2 separate regions of the Homo sapiens genome follow, and region 1 is linked to region 2. A link is an interaction called in ENCODE POLR2A ChIA-PET data of the cell type or tissue named here. Cell type or tissue: A673. All regions are shown on one strand. Links, peaks and the distances in the headings refer to the core of each region. The heading gives the core; the rest is flanking DNA. Region 1 overlaps LINC02596 (long intergenic non-protein coding RNA 2596). Region 2 has its middle 9.8 kb from the start of ALPL.

Region 1 (4,368 bases), core at 369-4,368, 91 kb after region 2:
TCCCACCCTCTTAACAACACCGGTGCCGGCCCCATTTTACAGATAGGAAAACCAAAAGCCAGAGAGTGACTGGGGCACTGCTGTAGCTGGTGGTCAGGGAAGGCCTGTCTGAGGGAGTGACATTTGCAAGGACAATGCCTTGCAAAGACCTGGAGGAACAACGGCTCCAGGCAGGCAATAGATCAAGTGCAACCACCTGGGGCAGAAATGAGGACCAGAAATAAGGTGATGTGGCTGGAACCCAGAGAAACGGGGATCAGTGAGTGGGACAGAGGCTGCATTATGGGATGTGGCATGAAAAGAGCTGGCATCTTCTTCTGGTCGCAGAGAGGAAGCCACTGGAGGGTTAGAAGCAGGGGAGACAGCTGGGCGTGGTGGCTCACGCCTGTAATCCCAGCACTTTGGGAGGCCGAGGCAGGTGAATCATGAGGTCAGGAGTTCGAGACCAGCCTGACCAATATGATGAAACCCCGTCTCTACTAAAAATACAAAAATTAGCCGGGTGTGGTGGTGCGTGCCTGTAATCCCAGCTACTCAGGAGGCTGAGGCAGGAGAATTGCCTGGAGCCGGGAGATGGAGGTTGCAGTGAGCTGAGATCACGCCATTGCACTCCAGCCTGGGCGACAGAGCGAGAGCGAGACTCCGTCTCAAAAAAAAAAAAAAAAAAAAGAAGCAGGGGAGACAAGTGACTGGCTTGTGCTTTGATTACTCGAGTGGCTGGGGAGCAGAGGAGGCTGGGGAGCTCCAGGAGCTGAGCCCAGAGCTCAGTCTGGAGCTTTCCCTGTCTGGGTTGGAGGTGGTGGTGGCTTGGACCAGGCTAAGTGTGGTGGTGGCGGGAAGGAGTTGGATCCCAGACATGCTGGGAGGGAGGGCCAGCAGAGCTCCCTGGTGGACTGCACGTCGGGAGGGGAGGGAACAGGGGAATCGGGGCTGGGCACCTGGGTTGATGGAGGTGCTGTTTACGGGTATGGGGAACCAGAAGTGGGGAGAAAACAGACAGTTGGGTTTGGATCACATTGGGCTGGAGGTGCCCACTGGACCTTGGAGTGGAGACGCTGGCTGGGTAGGTAGGAGGAAAAGAGTCTGGAGTTCGAGGGAGGAAATAGAAAGATGAGGGTCAGGATGGTATTTATAGTTATGGGCTGGAGAGAGCAAGTGACTTGCCCAGGGTTACAGACAGCCAGTGGTCAGGATTTGAACTGGGGTCTGCTAGGCTCTGAAACCCACAGGGGCTCTTTCCCGGACAGCTGGGAACAGAGAGGGCTTCATCCAAGGTACAGGGGGTGCCGCAGGACTCAGGGGTGGGGCAAGGAGAAGCCCCTGAGGAAAAAACAAAACCAAAGAAAGAAGTAAAGTGAATGTAATCCTAATCAAAATCCTATTGGTCAGGCCAGATGTGGTGGTTCATGCCTGTAATCCCAGCACCTTGGGAGGCTAAGGCAGGAGGATCACTTGAGCCCAGAAGTTCGAGACCAGCCTCAGCAACAAAATGAGGCCCCAATTCTAGTCCCGGGTGTGGTGGTGAGATGGGAAGATAGCTTGAGCCCAGGAATTGAAGGCTACAGTGAGCTATGATCGTGCCACTGTGCTCCGGTCTTGGCGCCAGAGTGGGACACTATCTCAAAAACAAATAATAAATAGAAAGACAAGTCCCTGAGAATGAATGTGGGAATGACTGAGATCCTTCCAGCCTGGGCTGCCCACCTCCCATCCACAGCCTGGTCAGCTGGAAGAGCCCATGTCAAGCACGAGGTTGTGTCCCCTGCCCATTGTACAGATGGGGAAACTGAGGTCTGAAGGAAGGCAGGGCTGGGGTCTAGGTCTTCTGTCTGCCAACCCCGACTCTTCTGCCAGCCTCTAAGGTGGACTCCTGTCTGAGCCAACTCAATGGCTGGGTTGAAACCTTCCAACTGGGACATTCCTGAAGGGGGTGAGTGTCTCTCTGGAGGTCCTCCTGTAGATGGACCTGGGGCCTGGAGTCTTCCCCTCCTGGGTCTCCCCAAGGCAGTGTTTGCCCATGCTGGCCTCTGCCCCTGGCCTGGCCCCGCCGTGGCCTTCAGGACCCCTCTAGGTCCCTGGCAGGGCAGCCCCATGCCTGGCTCTGGTCACGGTTCCTGCCCTGTGGCCAGGACCAAGGCCCCCCCCTGGCCCTTGCCCAGACCACCCAGCGCCAGGGCCTGGCGGAGCCCGGGTGGCTGGCGGGCAGTGCTCCCAGGCTGGCCAGCCGTGGTCTGGCCCCGCCTGAGGGGCTGTGGCCTGGGAACCGTCAGCTGTCTCCTCGGGGAAGCGGCTGGGATCTCCAGAACAAACAGGGAAACCACAGGCTCCCCCACCACGCCCCCAAGGAGGGGCACGGCCTCTGGCCTTGCCCGCCAACACCCCACTCTCCAGGCCTGGCTCCCCACTTCTGGGTGAATAGAAAGGAGGCCTGGTGGCAAGCAGGTCCCAGAAGTGCCTGATCCTCAGGTGGTGAAATGACAAGGAGTTCCCCAGACGGAAGCGCCCAGCACAGGGCACTGCACACGGGAGGCCCCTGAGAAACAGCAGCCCTGGACTCATCCACCGCTGGCTCAGTGGGAGCCACAGCAATCCTGGGGGATTCCTGTACTTGGCAGGGCAGGCTGGGACAGCCGCCCTAATTCAGACCGGCTGGGGGATGGGGTGCATGTGACTCCACTAAAAGCTGCAATTAGAGCCCAATTTAAAGAAACGCTGTGTTAGTTCCTCCCCGGGTAGATGTGATTATAGGCTCGGAGCTAAACCGTTTCTAACAGGATGACACATGGAGAGGCCCCTTCTGGGCTCTGGCAGGATGCCCAGCCCAGCCCCCGGCTGCACGACTGGGGAAACCAAGGCCCGGAATTCACACTGCAGGTGAAGAGGGGGCGAGGCTTCGGCTCCATCCCCACCTCTCACTTTTCTCTACAGGATTTCATGCTGCATCTAGAAGCCAAAACGCTGACACCCCTTGAAAAGGAGGGCTGGGAACTGAGATGATTGACGCCCCAAGGGGAAGCGGGCGCTTCCCAGAACAGCCTCGGCATGACCTGGACATGGAGCCAGGCGGCTGCTCCTTGCCCAACCCATGGGGGCCTTGCAATGATTAATAATAATAATGATGATGATAATGGTGCCAGCAGCAGCCGTGGCTCCCTTTGGAAGTGCTCCCGGGGGGCAGGCAACATCTCACGCATTCTCGCAATAATCCTGCCAGGGAGCTGCTAGTGTAGCCCCATTGCAGGGCTGGGGAAACCAAGGCTCCGAAGGGTCAATGACTTGCCCAGTGTCATGCCAGGAGCCAGTGGTATGTTCCTGCTGGGATTGGACAAGCGCCTGAGATCCTGAGCAGGGGGCAGAGTTCAGGGGGCGGTCGGGGGGTCATCTCAGTGAATGGCAACAATGAGTGAGTAAGCGAGCCTGTTAGCAAGTGAATGAATGAGTGAACGAATAAAAAGGCTGTTTAAGGAATTCTGCCCCTGGGGAGGCATGAAAGGGCCACAGGTCTCTCCCTAGTTGCCTCCCCCCGCCACCTCCAGGGAGACCCCTGAGATTAATGGGCCACAGACAAAGGCCCAAGTCTCACCTGCCCAGAAACAAGGACCCCTCACTTCCCGGGTTCCAGGGGTCCCCTGTCTCGTCCAACACCCCGCTAGGGCACAGGGCACTGCACACGGGAGGCCCCTGAGAAACAGCAGCGTCACTGAGCAGTGCCCTCTGGCCTGCGCCCCCCCACCTTCATCCCAGCCATCCCCAAATGCCACAAGGGTAGATCACCTGCCCTAGTCCCCACCACCACCTGCACCCTTGCCCAGGGCTGAATTCCCACATAGGATTGGGGTCTGGGGAGGGGCCAAAATAAGGGAAAAGCTGATCTCTCTTTACCCACTCTGCCCCCTCCCGTCCCCTTTGCAGCTCATATTGGGGAGTCCCTGGGTTGGGGGTGGCACACACTTGGTTCCTAGGAGCTTGGGCAGTAGGGTACTACTGCCCCTCCATTCCCCGGATGCGCATCCCCCTCCATTCCCCGGATTCTTCATTCATTCAGCAAATATTTATGGAGCCCCTACTGTGTGCAAGGTGCTGGGCTCAGCCATTCATGCACACACAGACCCTTCCTTCTGATGTCTCTGGTTCCATTAAGAAGACTGTGTGTCACGTGCCTCCCCACCACGTTCCCAAGGACTGTCCCCACACCAACTCCTGGTGGTCTGTAGCTGTGCCTCCCTCATCAGACTGGGATTTCTCCAGGGCATGGTTGTGACACTGCCATCAGACTGGCCTGTGCAACCTGCCTTTCCTGAGAAACCTCTCCCTTCACTCCAAGAGCCTCCCTGGAGACGGTTGCCAGATAAAATACAGGACGCTCAG
Region 2 (4,316 bases), core at 1-4,000:
TCTTTGGTTATGCCAGTGGAGAGGTTTTCCATTACCTGCAACTAAATTTTTCATTAATATAGATATCCAATAAAATAATGCTCATAAGAGCAGGTATATCTCTTCCAAGGGACTTACAGGTATTATTTTACATAAACTTCCCAACAACCCTCTGTGGAAGTTGTTAACATTCCCATTTCACAGATGAAGAACTGAGGCACGGAGAGCCTCACTTGCTCAAGGTCAAGCAGCTACTGGAGCCAGATTTGAGCCCAGGTAGTCTGACTTCAGAGCCTGGGCCACAGTCCATCACTATAGACCTTTTCATTTGCAACTGCTAGGAGATGAGGGCTCAGGCCTTCGGAGCCCACCCCATCACGCGCTCACTCTAGCCCTGCAAGCACACAGAAAACTGGAGGAGTTGAAATCTGAGGAGGGATGTTTGCCCTCTGTCCCCCGCTGCCCTAACCACTCCCGCCCCCTGGAGGTATGTGAAGAGTCCAGAATCCCTGGGATTCCTGACACTGCACTTTGAGGTGATAAACATTAAACCCACTAGTCTTCCTTACTCTGAGTGCCCAGAAACACCTGGGACCACGTAGAAGGAGGCTGTCAAGGAGACTGGACTGTCCTGGAGGTGTGCCACACAGTCACTCTCACCTTCCAGAAGGGCTTGTGGGCATGCCCTCTCTCTCCCCTGACAGAGACTGTGAGGCCCCGTGGTTAGGGGGCCTAGGCTGGGAGCCACATGCTGGGTGCCTGATCTTGGTTTAGCCTCCAAGCCTCCGTTTTCATTCTCTGTTGAATGGGGATCATAATAACCCCTACCCAGAGGAGTAAATGAGATAATGCATCCAAAGGGCTTAAAAACTTGGACAGGATTAGGAAAATGTTGGCGTATGATGGGAGAAAAGCAGGGACTCTCAATATGTATCATCCTACGCGCCTATCCTTTTAAAGTTTTTTTAAAAATTAGATTTGGAAAGATAAAAACCAAGGTGTTAAATGGGATATCTCTGTGTGATAAGATTACCAGGCATTTTAGTTTACTTGACTTTTTGCATTTACACTTCCTAGCATGAACCTAGATGATTTATATATTTTAAAACATATTGGACTTTACACATATACAATATTTTTATTATTATTTACTTCAAGTGCTTGCCTAAATCCTAAAGCTATTGTGTGTGGGACACTTGTGAGTTGCCTCTCCAGCACCCACTCCCCTCTTCTCTTTTCAGGGCAGATTGGGTGGGTTGAACTCCACTCCATCTCCAAGGGTGGGCCTGGATTGGCTTAAATCAATCACTGTTGTGACAGGCTTAGGGAGCTCATCGTGGAGGCTGGGTCCAGGAGATGCAATTCCAAGACTTGTGTTTGTTTGGGGAAATAGATTTTCTTTCTTTCTTTTCTTTCTTTTTTTCTTCTTCTTTTTTTTTTTTAATATATTAACAGTGACTTCCATATATCACCTGGGAACCTCTGCTTGGGTGAGAATGGGCCCAAGAGGGAGGAAGAGGAGCTGAGAATGGAAAGACAGAAAAGCAAGGTCCTGATTATATCACTGAACCACTGGGAAGACGCTCTGGATGTAGACTTTTTTTTTTTTTTTTTTTTTTGAGACAGGATCTCACTCTGTCATCCAGGCTGGAATGCAGTGGTGTGATCACTACCCGCTGCAGCCTCGACACCCCCATACCCCCTCCACCACCAGCTCAAGCCATCCTCCCACCTCAGCCTCCAAAGTAGCTGGGACTACAGGTACGTGCCATAATGCTCAACTACTTTTTGTGGGGTTTTGTTATTGTTGTTGTAGTGTTTGTTTTTTTGTAGAGATGGGATTTTGCCACATTGCCCAGGCTGGTCTCCAAGTCCTGGGCTCAAGCCATCCTCCTGCCTTGGCCTCCCAAAGTGCTAGGATTACAGGCATGAGCCATCGTGCCCTGCCTCTGGTTATAGACTTTTCATTTTAGTGAGCCCATACATTCCATTATTTTCAAAACCAGTTTGAGAAGTTGTATTTTCTGTTACTTGGAGCTTTCTAACTGGTGATGAAACTGGTACCAGAAGTGGGATGTTGCAAGTAACAGGCCTTGCACAGTGGGACTTGTAGAGCTGACAAGGTAGGTGCAGGAGACCTGGACCTGAGGCTCTTGGCTGGGAAGGTGGCAACTCTCAAATAGTTGGTAATTAAAGAATTGGTTACTCCACAGCCTGCTGAATCTTGGAATTTAAACCATGTGCCTACATAAGGCTACTTCTTTAGGAGACTTGTGGGAAAATTTTAGCATTTTGAAATGTTTGGCTGGCCACTTCTTGTGGTTTTTAGTAAATTCCTACAAGAAAGAAATATACTTCTTTTGAAACAGGGCTGCTTGAAAGAAGAGAGGGAAGAACTACAGCTTTGCTAAGAGAGGCCCTTTGGACTTGAGTCCTGCCATTCAAGTTGATGGAGAGTCCAGGAGTCCAGCCAAAAAGCTTAATTCTCTACTTCAAGCCATGTTTAGTGTAAGGGGAGGCCAGGAGGTAGGAGAGAGCAGGAGATAAAACTGAAGAATCTTCAGGCCCCTCCTAAACACAGCCTGTTAAGTATTCTTTGTTTGACAAGCAGACCCAGCTCCTCTTCTCATGTTCTTGCTGGGATGTAGACAGTAAACAAGAGGCCAATTACTGGTACCTCTCTGCCCCTGTCCATGGCTTTAACCTGCCAAGATAGAGGTCATCCATTAAAACAAGGCCTGGAGGAATGCATAGAGCTCAAGGTCAGTTGTCAGGAGATACGTACTTCCAGGTTGTGTTCTGGACACAGAGACGTCGAAGGTCTCTGGGTTGGGCTACTGGTCCGTGCATTTCAGTGGAAGCAAATAGACAGGACACAGAGTAAGCCTTTAAAAATATTGTTGGCTTGGTGTGGTGGGTCATACCTGTAGTCCCAGCATTTTGGGAGGCCGAGGCAGGCAGATCACTTGAGGTCAGGAGTTTGAGACCAGCCTGGCCAACATGGTGAAACACTGTCTCTACTAAAAATACAAAAAAAAAAAAAATTACCTGGACGTGGTGGCATGCACCTGTAATCCTAGCTACTCGGGAGAAGGAGGCAGGAGAATTGCTTGAACCTGGAGGCAGAGGTTGCAGTGAGCTGAGATCATGCCACTGCACTCCAGCCCAGGCTACAGAGCGAGACTCCATCTCAAAAACAAACAAACAAACAAAAAAAGAATATTGCTAAAAGAATCCCCAATGTGGCCAACACCAGCCTGCCACTGCCCAGGCCCTAAAGCCTCCTTAGGTCCCTGAATTTGCATCTAACAGGAAGCGGGATGCTAAAATGGTACAGCATCCCAGGGGAAGCATCTCCAAGGCTTATATCAGCTGTATCCACAGAAGACAGGGAGATGATGGCTGGGCTCAGTGGCTCATGCCTGTAATCCAGCACTTTGGGAGGCCAAGGTGGGTGGATCTCTTGAAGTCAGGAGTTCGAGACCAGCCTGGTCAACATGGCAAAACCCCATCTCTACTAAAAATACAAAAATTAGCTGGGCCTGGTGGTGCGCACCTGTAATCCCAGCTACTCCGGAGGCTGAGACAGGAGAATCACCAGGAGGCAGAGGTTGCAGTGAGCCGAGATCACACCACTGCATTCCAGCCTGGGAGACAGAGCGAGACTGGGTCTTAAAAAATAAAAAACAAAAAAAAAGAAGAAGAAGACAAGGAGATGGACAGGCAGGCTGAGGTACAGGCAGGAAGATGGATGAATCTTTAAGAAGATTTTATCAGAGTTGATGAAAGCCCTGTGTCAGGGGTGAAGGAGATCTCTCTGACGTCCTGGGTGTAGCCAAGCTTTTGTCCTACTTACTAAGGATGGCTTCTTTTCTGTTTTTTTTTGTTTTGTTTTGTTTTGTTTTTACCCCAAAATATGCATATCTATTATGAATCAATTTCAAAAGGGCAAACATTGTGTGATTTCATTTATATGAAGTACCTTAAGGACAAGCTCATGGAGTTACTTTCTTATCTCTCTCCTGAGACTACAAGTTTCTTGAGGACAGGAAATATGTCACTAATCTTTGAACCGCTCAGGGGCTTTGTTAAATAGTTCAGGGCACACTAAGTGCTCAGCAAATACTTATTGATCTGAATTTAGAAGTCTCAACAAAATTTGTTATATTGCCTGAGTCAGCCCAGAAGTGAAGTCTTCACATCATATTATTTTAGTATAAAACTGTTCTTACTTAGGATATCAGCAGACTCTCTGTTAATATGTCTGTTGGCTTTCAGTGACATCTGAATTGTTGACTGCATGCTTCTTGAAACATTTTTCTGGCTTTAGGATGTCA

The links. Peaks named below come from ENCODE experiments on the same cell type or tissue, not always from the same donor. Only the 100,000 strongest peaks of a DNase experiment are listed, where the experiment ranks them.
Region 1: POLR2A ChIA-PET joins it to region 2 with 13 read pairs; 3 of 35 experiments call an interaction of 5 or more read pairs at or near these places.

Annotation. Positions count from the first base shown.
Region 1 is chr1:21,588,057-21,592,424 of GRCh38, forward strand. LINC02596 (long intergenic non-protein coding RNA 2596) reads left to right here. Exons shown (of 2, transcript NR_187321.1): 2 at 2,929-3,131. Among named protein-coding and RNA genes, the nearest start is that of LINC02596, 3.8 kb to the left of the region's middle. RefSeq lists enhancers at 2,772-3,311, 3,312-3,850. In A673, for the core only: no CTCF peak of the experiment used is centred there; a DNase peak (open chromatin) is centred at 2,695; H3K27ac peaks cover 1,011 bases.
Region 2 is chr1:21,497,444-21,501,759 of GRCh38, forward strand. No RefSeq gene overlaps it. Among named protein-coding and RNA genes, the nearest start is that of ALPL, 9.8 kb to the right of the region's middle. In A673, for the core only: no CTCF peak of the experiment used is centred there; no DNase peak of the experiment used is centred there.